Regions from separate parts of the Homo sapiens genome. Here region 1 is linked to region 2. A link is an interaction called in ENCODE POLR2A ChIA-PET data of the cell type or tissue named here. Cell type or tissue: Panc1. All regions are shown on one strand.

Region 1 (5,000 bases), 710 kb before region 2:
AAATGAACAGGAGGCAGAGAGCAAAGGGCAGAGCTGAGGGAAGACCCTGCCTTGTCCAAAATCAGGCTTAGCTGTTCATTCCCCAAAACCTCCAAGGTACATAAGGTTTCTCTTTTTGCTCTGGTGCCAGGACCGCACAGATAATCTCAACACTCACTCATGGTAATTACCTCATCCCTATTGCAATTACTTTCCTCTTTTCTCTGTATGTTTCCTGATCTTTTTAACTACCCTATGTGCAGGTGTACTTGTGTTTACAGTAAGAGGGAATTTTAAAAAATTACTAAGTACCTGTTACGTGCTAGGTTCATGCTTGCTAGATTTTCTATGTGTTATCCCCTCAAACAAACCCATAAGACAATTATCTTCATCCCTAATTCACAGATCAGAAAACTGAGATTCAGAAAGGTTAAGTCATTTGCCCAAAGTCACACAGCCAATAGGAATTCAAACCCAAGTCTGTCTGACTTTAGTTACTGGACTCTCGCCACAGACCTCAGCCACATCCCTGTATGCTACAGGTTGTCAATCAACTTTTCACTGGCAGAGTCCTCCCACCCAGAAGGAGACCTTGTCTAGTTCTCTCCGTGCCCTCAGAGCCTGCCTTTGTACACCACAGGCATTCAGTAAATATGGCTTAATGGATTACTAACCTTCAGTGGGCATGCAATAGCTTACCACAATAGTTTTCACCCCAACTGCTCATCAGTTACCTGGGAACTTCTGAACTGCACACTTGCCCAGGCCTCGCCCCTGGGAGATTCTGATTCAGTGGGTCTGGGTGTAGCCCGCAGCAGCTGAGATTCTTAAAAGCTCTTTCAAGGTCTAAAACCAGTCAAGTTAGAGAACCTTCAGCAGCTGTTCCCAGCTCAGCCTCCCATGCCCTCCAAAGCACCTCCTGTGACGTTGGTGAGGTGGAATCAGTTTTTCCAGGGCCCTGACCTAGAGTCACAGAAGCCACTCACTGTTCCCCTGTGGGTCTCACTCCCTCATCTGCCCTGGGCCCAAGTTCTAGGCCCATCGAAGGGACCTTCTAGCAGCATCTTGTCTGAGAATGATATGATCAAATTGCCTTCAGGGAAAGCATGTTCCTTCTGCTCTGACCTAAAGTTACAGTTTCTGCCTCCAAATCTGCCTGAGTCATCTGTCTCCTTGTACCTCAGTGGCCAGAAACAGCTGAACACTAGGCAAGGAAGTGAGCACAAAAAAAGACAAATTTGGGGAGAGAAGGAGACTTTGAGAGACAGGCTCAAGGTTGACAACTCTGGGAAGACCCTCGGCCCCCTGTGCAGAGGCTGTTGGTAGGGAGGAGGCTGGTTCAGTGGAGTTGGGTCCCCAGTCCATCCTAGAAAACCCTGCTGATCCCAGGGCCCTAGCCACACCCTATGTCTCTGCTCCCCTTCTAGGGAGAACTTCTCATCTGCCCCCTCCTCAAATCAGTCCAGGATGGTGTGGAGGCGAAAATGGCATTAAATCTGCTCTTTTTTTTTTTTTTTTTTTTTTTTGAGATGGAGCCTTGCTGTGTCTGCAGTGGCACAATCTCGGCTCACTGAAACATCCACCTCCCGGGTTCAAGCAATTCTCCTGCCTCAGCCTCCTGAGTAGCTGGGATTACAGGTGCCTGCCACCATGGCTGGCTAATTTTTGTATTTTTAGTAGAGATGGGGTTTTGCCATGTTGGCCAGGCTGGTCTCGAACTCCTGACCTCAGGTGATCCACCCGCCTTAGTCCCCCAAACTGCTGGGATTACAGGCGTGAGCCATAAATCTGCTCTTAAGGTTCCCAATGACCTCCGTGTTGCCAAAGCCAGAGGCTGTGTCTCTGTCATTGTCTTATTTTACCTCTGGGCATCTGGGCAGCATCTAACAGAGCCGAGCACCCCTTCTCCTCGGAACACTTCTCTCCTGGCTTCTGAGGCACAACACTGTCTTATTTCCTTCCTTCCCCACTGACAGCCCGTTCTTGGTCTCCTTTATTAATTCCTCTTCCTATCCCAATCTCTTGATACCGAGGGTCCCCAGGGCTTGGGTCTGGGCCTTCTTCGTTCCTCTCTCTAGGTGATCTTGTCCATTCCACAGCTTTATTTATTTATTTATTTTTATTTTTTTGAGACATAGTCTTGCCCTTTCACCCAGGCTGGAGTGCAGTGGCGCAATCTCGGCTCACTGCAACCTCCACCTCCCGGGTTCAAGCGATTCTCCTGCCTCAGCCTCCGAATAGCTGGGACTACAGGTGCGTGCCACCACGCCCGGCTAATTTTTTGCATTTTTAGTGAGACGGGGTTTCGCCATGTTGGCCAGGCTGGTCTCAAACTCCTGACCTCAAGTGGTCCCCCTGCCTCAGCCTCCCAAAGTGCTGGGATTACGGGTGTGGGCCACCGCGCCCAGCCCCCACAGCTTTAAGTACCAGTTCAAGCAATGGATGCAAATGTGGTTCAGGCAGCACCTGCATGGGAATTTCCAGGGTGCTGGTTTAAATGCAGATTCCCAGACAATCCCACAAGCTGGCAAACTTGCTGTCAAGTACATCTGTCATTGTGTGCCAGTCTGGCATCTGACCTCCTTCCTATGTCTGGGGACTTCCTCACTGCACAGGTCTTGGCAGAGTTCACCTCCTGTGAAAGCTGAAAACAACAAATTCTTGCTTTTCCAGCCTCCCTTACACCTAAGCTCAACCAATCAGAAGCCCTCACTACAGACTTTGAATCAGGAGCACAGTGGAAGATCCATTCCAATGCTGGTGGCAACCACAGCAATGGTGTCTAGTGTTCAGGGAACAGTGACACAGCGATGGCATTTAGTGTGTGGCAGCAGTGTCCTGCCAAACTGGCTCGGTGGCATGATTTTGGCTGAGATCCTGCCTGCTGCCCAGCCCCAGTTTTCCAACTTCCCAGAAATTCTGTGAACTACTGAACATTCCCTTTCAGTGCAGCCCTTTTCTGCTTAAATCAGCTCAGGATGGTTTCTCTTGCTTGCCATAAAAAGCCTAAGATACCACCACTGAATCATACTCTCTGGGAATGACGCCAAGTGATTCTGACACAGATGCAGGTTTGAAACCCACGGTCTCGATGCTAACAGCTCTCAAATGTGTATCTCCAGCCCGCTCCTTTGAATTCCAAACTCACATACTGCCTTCTTGACATCTCCACTTGGATGTCTCAAGACCTATAAAGATATACAGATAGAATTCTTGGCCAGGCACAAGTGGCTCATGCTTGTAACCCTAACATTTTGGGAGGCCAAGGCAAGAGGATCACTTAAGCCCAAGAGTTTGAAACCAGCCTAGGCAACACAGCGAGACCTCATCTTTACCAAGAGAAGAAACAAATTAGCATGGATGTGGTGGCATGTGCCTGTGGAAGCACGAGGATTGCTTAAGCCCAGGAATTCAAGGCTGTGGTGAGCTATGACTGCACCACTGCATTCCAGCCTGGGCAAAAGAAGGAGACCCTGTCTCTAAAAAACAAAAAATTAAAAAAAAAAATAGAATTCTTGATTTCTCCCCAAACCTGTTCCCCTGCCAGATTTCCCCTTCTCGGTATATGGCACCCTTCCATCAGAAATTTAAGGCCGGGCACAGTGGCTCACACTTGTAATCTCAGCACTTTGGGAGGCTGAGGCGGGCAGATCATTTGAGGTCAGGAGTTTGAGAACAGCCTGGCCAACATGGTGAAACCTCATGTCTATTAAAAATACAAAAATTAGCTGGGTGTGGTAGCGGGCGCCTGTAGCCCCAGGTACTTGGGAGGCTGAGGCAGGAGAATCGCTTGAACCCGGGAGGTGGAGGTTGCAGTAAGCCGAGATGGTGCCACTGAACTCCAGCCTGGGCAATACAGTGAGACTCCATCCCAATCAAACAAAAAAAAAAAAGAAAAAAAGAAATGTGGGACACAATCTTGAGCACTGCCCACATGTACTCCATCGACAAATCTTGACTGCTTATAAAACACTTCTACAATCTGTGCACTTCTCTCCTCCTCCACCAACCACAACCCGATCCACACCACCATCATCTCTTCCCTAAATAACAGAATGGCCTCCTTGGGTCCTCTCCTGGCCCTTCCAATCTAGTTTCCATACAGCAACTGATATGATCTTTCTAAAATACAAACTGGATTATGCTGCTTGCCTGTGTACTAAATAAAACTTAAACTCACTACCAGGGCCATCAAACTTGAATATGGCCTTGCCACCACCACCCAAACTCAGCAGGTGCCACTCTTCCCTTTGCCCATCTCAGTGCTTTTGCCCCTTGGGCCCCCTTTCAGGGTCACATATATTTCAGCTTCTTTACTGCCTCAGGACCTTTGCCTAAGAGGTCCCCTCCATCTGGAGCACCCCCATACCATTATTCTCTATGAATGCTCCTTTTTAGTTTTTTTTTTTCTTTCATTTATTTGTTATTCAACCAACATTTTCTGAAAACACACTATGGTTCTATGGTAAATACTAGGGACACAACAGTGAGATTAGTTTCTATTCTCATAGAAGTCAAAATCTATTGACAAATTAGATCTTAATAAAATAATATTTTGTCGGGGGACAGAGTCTTGCTCTGTCGCCCAGGCTGGAGTACAATGGCGTGACCTGGGCTCACTGCAACCTCCACCTCCCGGGTTCAAGCAATTCTCGTGCCTCAGCCTCCCAAGTAGCTGGGATTACAGGCACGTGCCACCATACCCAGCTAATTTTTGTATTTTTAGGAGAGACAGGGTTTCGCCACGTTGGCCAGGCTGGTCTCGAACTCCTGACCTCCAGTGATCCATCTGCCTTGGGGAGGCTGAGGCAGGAGAATCACTTGAACCCAGGAGACAGAGGTTGCAGTGAGCCGAGATCACGCCACTGCACTCCAGCCTGAGCAACAGAGTGAGACTCCATCTCAAAAAAAAAAAAAAAAAAAAAAGAAGATGTTCCTTGGTGATGAGGGGCACACGTGGAGGTGAGAGGTCGCACCACTCATTGTGAAAACAGCTCTGGAAGGGAGCCTGAGGGAAGTTA
Region 2 (5,000 bases):
CAGGGCGAGACTCCATTCCAAAAAAAAAAAAAAAAAAGTGTTCCATGAAGGGCACACTGTAAGTACCCACGCCCAGTTCGCTGGCATTATTCATTAGGGCAGGCTTGCCAGCCACTCTGCTACTGGAACCCTAATTTAGCTGGAGGCGATCAAAAGCCCTTGTCCCAAGGTGGATGATCACTAAATCCACATTTGGAGGCATGTTACTATGGAAGTTTAGGTGACACCTATATTCATTATTTATTTCACAATTTCATTTTTGTATTCACATTTCAGATTTGTGAATGCAGTTTTTTTCCTGAAAATTCATTTTAACTTGAAAGTATGTTTTTAATTCCCCTGATGTAATTAATGGACTATGTGCATATTTATACCTAGGTGTGCTTACATGTTAATAATGTATTTGCATAGTTGTGAGAATTTCATATTGGACTCCATAGTGGTAAAAAAATAAATACAGGCCGGGCGTGGTGGCTCATGCCTGTAATCCCAGTACTTTGGGAGGCTGATGTGGGCAGATCCCGAGGTCAGGAGTTCGAGACCAGCCTGACCAACATGGTGAAACCCTGTCTCTACTAAAAACACAAAAATTAGCCAGGCGTGGTGGTGCACGCCTGTAATCCCAGCTACTCAGGAGGCTGAGGCAGGAGAATCGCTTGAATCCGGGAGGTGGAGGTTGCAGTGAGCAGAGATCACACCACTGTACTCCAGCCTGGTGACACAGTGAGACTCCATCTCAAATAAATAAATAAATAAATAAATAAATAAGTAAACACAACATCTGTCATATACATTTCTTTTCTGTTGGTTTAAGAAAATATCTGACAGCTTTACCTACTTCTGCAGGTTCATCCAAGCCCAGATATTACTGAACGAATATATTGATGTAGAGTATGTGTTATTTTGTTTTCAGTTCTGCTCTAGATCATAACTATGTAAAAAACACTGTCATAATCAGTTATACTAAAATTCATGAGCCCAAATGTAAGATGAAAAGTCTGCACTGTAGTCTAAGGTCATTGCTCTATCAATAATTACATTCTCATTTTGATTTACAGAAGAGCTTTATGGTAGAAACACCAGAAAACACCTCATACTATTAAAAGGCTTTTTCCCCATTAAAAAAAAAAATACAGGTCGGGCATGGCAGCTGACACCTGTAATCCCAGCACTTTGGGACATCGAGGCAGGAGAATCATTTGAGACCAGGAATTTAAGACTTGCCTAGGCAACATAGTGAGACCACATCTCTACAAAATAAATTTTTTAAAAAATTAGCAGGGCACAATGGTGAGAGTAAGGAGGCTGAGGTGGGAGTTTCGCCTGAGCCCAGGAGTTCAAGGCTGCCGTGATTGTGCCACTGCACTTCAGTCTGGCCAACAGAGCAAGACCCTGTCTCTACGAAACAGACAAATATACAAAACACCTTGCCTTCAGTCCATTCTCCACATAGCAGGAAGGATTAAAAATGAAAATCAGATCATGTTCATCTTCTGCTTAAGCCCTCTAAAGGCTTCCATCTCACTCCAGGTAAACTCAAAAGTCTTTATTATTTTTATTTTATTTTGAGGCAGAGTCTTATGCTGCCACCCAGGCTGGAGTACAGTGGCACAATCTCAGCTCACTGCAACCTCCACCTCCCGGGTTCAAGCGATTCTCCTGCCTCAGCCTCCAGAGTAGCTGGGATTACAGGCATGTGCCACCACACCTGGCTAATTTTTGTATTTTTAGTTGAGACGAGGTTTCACCATGTTGGCTAGGCTGGTCTCGAACTCCTGACCTCAGGTGATCCGCCCACCTTGGCCTCTCAAAGTGCTGGGATTACAGGCCTGAGCCACTGTGCCTGGTCTAAACTCCAGAGTCTTTACAATCACCACCAAGGCCCTACCCAATCTGACCCACCACTCCTCCCTTGCTCCCATATCTCCATCCACACAGGACTTTTTGCCCTTCCTGGAGCACCCCAGCCACACTCCCAACTCCAGGCCTTTGCACACGCTGTTCCCTCATGCTGTTCCCTCTGCCTTAACAGTTCTGCCCCTGGATATCCACCTGGCTCACTCCTTTGCTGTTTTCACATTCCTTTGATGTCACTGTCTCGAGGACACTTTCCCTGACTCCCTTTAACTGACCTCTATTCCCCTCTGTGGCACATTTTCCTTCTCACTGTTAATCTTCATCTTCTGAAATACGCATCTGATTACACCACTCCCCAGTTTCATGCCCTTTCCTTGGCCTCAGAATAAAGTCCACATTTGTTATTGAGGTTTGTGAGGCCCTGCCTGACGTGGCCTGGCCTGGCCTGGCCAGGCCGTCTTGCTGCTCTCTCCCCAACAGCTACCCTACAGGCTCATCAGGCAATCTTCCTGCTCGATGTTGCCAAGCCACTGCATTCTTCTGGATGTTTTTAAACCCAGGTGTCTTTGACTGCCTGGTATTCACCATCTAGTCTTTGAAATACTTGATTCAAATGTCACTTCCTCCAGGGAATCTTCCTTGACATATCTACGAGGTGATGATGATGATGATAACGATGATGATAATAATAGCAGCTAAGGCCGGGCATGGTAACTCACCCCTGTGATCCCAGCATTTTGGGAGGCAGAGGTAGGCAAATCACCTGAGGTCAGGAGTTTGAGACCAGCCTGGCCAACATGGTGAAACCACGTCTCTTCTAAAAATACAAAAATTAGTTGGGCATGGTGGCACACGCCTGTCATCTCAGCTACTTGGGAGGCTGAGACACGAGAATTGCTTGAACCCGATAGGTGGAGGTTGCAGTGAGCCGAGATTGCGCCACTGCACTCCAGCCTGGGTGACAGAGTGAGACTCTGTCTCAAAATAAATAAATAAAATAATAATAATAATAATAGCAGCTAATGTGTATTGTGTTCTGTGAGCCAGGTTCTGTGCTAAACAGTTTACCTGCACTTTCTCTTTTAATCCTCATTACATCCCTAGGAGGTAGGTATTCATTATAATAATTATAATCGTTACAGATGGGAAAACCAAGGCCCTCTCAGCTATTAAGTTGTAGAATCAGATTCAGTCCAGGCCTAGCCAACTCCAAAGTCCGAGCTCTTGACTGTACTTTGTCTTCTAGGTTCTCATGGGGTCTATTGAGCTTTATGATTCCAACTATTCCATCTATTGACCACTACGAGTCAAACAAGATCTGTTGACCACGGTGTGCCAGGGGTTTCAAAGAAGAACACAACTTCATTCCTGCCCTATAGGAGCTCATGGTCCCATGGAGAATTCAGGGTCCTGAAGTGTCCCATGTGCCATGATGGAAATCCATACGGGTTGCAAAATGGCATCAGGGAGGGAGGGTCCAGTTCTGTGGATGGCTGTCCCCAGCCTCGGCTGCCTACCCATCACCTTCTAGACCCAAAAGTGGGTGCCTGCTTCCACCTCATCCTGTGTCCTCTAGCTGGGACTGTATCACCACGAGGCTAGTGCTATTACTACTCCCAGCTTCTGGACTTCCTAACGGGTGACCAGCAGGAGACCAGGCTGTCTGCAAGCCACTTGTAAGGTATCCTATGGGCAGGACAGTCCCCAGATTCGAGCTAGGTCACATGAGAAAAACAGCAGTTAGAGCAACTTTCCTCTATGAAGCCTTCAAAGGATGCCAGGCACTAGTTTGGCTCTTTACATGTAAAACCTCAATCACCCTTGGGACAGACCACCCTATGGGGTAGGTGTCATTCATTCTGCTTCCATGGAAAGGGCGCTAGGCTCAGAGACAGATGCTAACTAACTTGCCTGAGGCTACACAGTCAGTTTGTGTGGGAGCCAGTATTTGAACTTAGATCTGGCTGTACTTACTCCTAAATCATCACACCATAGTTAGTGTTGTGTATATTAAATACTTATCAGGTGAAAGTACAAGAAGGTCTGGGTTTGACAGTGAAAGGGGAACAGAAGACCCCACCCTCCCTCCACACACAGGTACACGGTCCCTCATCAGCCACAGAGAACGCTGCTGTGGGCACTGGGGGCTGGAGCATCCCTGGCTGGCCTAGTGACCCAGTGGATGGACAGCCTGTCCCACGTGCCTACCCTGGAGGCAAAAGCTAGCCAGGCTTGCTTTAGCCCCTCTTCTCTCTTCTGTGTGCCTCACCTCTGCCATCCTTCTTGAGGAATTCCCTGAATTGCTCTGAGCCTCAGTTTTCCCATCGGAAAAGTAAAAATAATATCTACCTCCGAGGATGGCTGGGTCGTGAGGCTTCCAGAATAATGCGGTGCCTGGCACAAAGAAGTTGCTGAATAAATATAGGCTTTTATGATGATTGGATTATGCCCAGGGACCTTTACAGCTCTTTAAACTGTGAGTCCAAGACTAGGAAAATATCCTGGGGGCGATTTCTGGACCTTCTCTTCCCTGCTTCGGTTGGAGTCGTGGGCGGTGAGGTTTGGTGGTTGGGTCCTACGGCGAGGAATTTTGTACCTGACACCTTACTCATCAGTAGAGGTGGGAAAACAACAACAACAACAACAACAACAAAACAACAACAAAACAACAACCACCACCAAAAGAAAGCCGTCTTGTTAGAAAGCAGGGCACAGGCGACCAGAGCTCCGTCCCACCAGAGGCCTGGCAGGAACGGGAAGGGACATCAATCGGTCCCACTTTCCCTGCTGTCCACACTTTAGGGTCAAGTGTGGTTTTCACGCAGGGATCAGTGCTTTCTTTAGGAAACATTAAAAAGCACTTTATTAAAAAATATGCAGTATCAAACTGCCGCTGTCTTTTTTCTCCAGTTCTCCTGAAGCTGGAAGCATTAGGAAACTGGATTCGTTTCCTGCGGGAGAGGAATATCAAAGACCCGGTTCTGTTCAGTCCTGGGAAGAAGCAAACTGGGGGCGCGTAGGCAGGGCCGATTCGCACCCGGCTCGGGTGGCTGCGGACCCCGTGCCTGTCCCAGGAGCTCCGGGTCCGAGGGTAGGCGCGGCCCGGCCCGGGGAGCCCTCTTCCCCCTCCCTCCCGCGGCCCC

The links. ChIA-PET counts read pairs that join two places held together with the same protein. Peaks named below come from ENCODE experiments on the same cell type or tissue, not always from the same donor. Only the 100,000 strongest peaks of a DNase experiment are listed, where the experiment ranks them.
Region 1: POLR2A ChIA-PET joins it to region 2 with 16 read pairs; 3 of 35 experiments call an interaction of 5 or more read pairs at or near these places.

The regions. Positions count from the first base shown.
Region 1 is chr1:23,472,494-23,477,493 of GRCh38, forward strand. All of the region lies in intron 1 of ASAP3 (ArfGAP with SH3 domain, ankyrin repeat and PH domain 3), which reads right to left. Among named protein-coding and RNA genes, the nearest start is that of ASAP3, 9.2 kb to the right of the region's middle. RefSeq lists enhancers at 1,845-2,346, 2,347-2,846. In Panc1, no CTCF peak of the experiment used is centred here; no DNase peak of the experiment used is centred here; H3K27ac peaks cover 479 bases.
Region 2 is chr1:24,182,181-24,187,180 of GRCh38, forward strand. The region is part of intron 1 of IFNLR1 (interferon lambda receptor 1); the gene reads right to left. Among named protein-coding and RNA genes, the nearest start is that of IFNLR1, 2.6 kb to the right of the region's middle. RefSeq lists a silencer at 4,882-5,000. In Panc1, no CTCF peak of the experiment used is centred here; no DNase peak of the experiment used is centred here; H3K4me3 peaks cover 555 bases.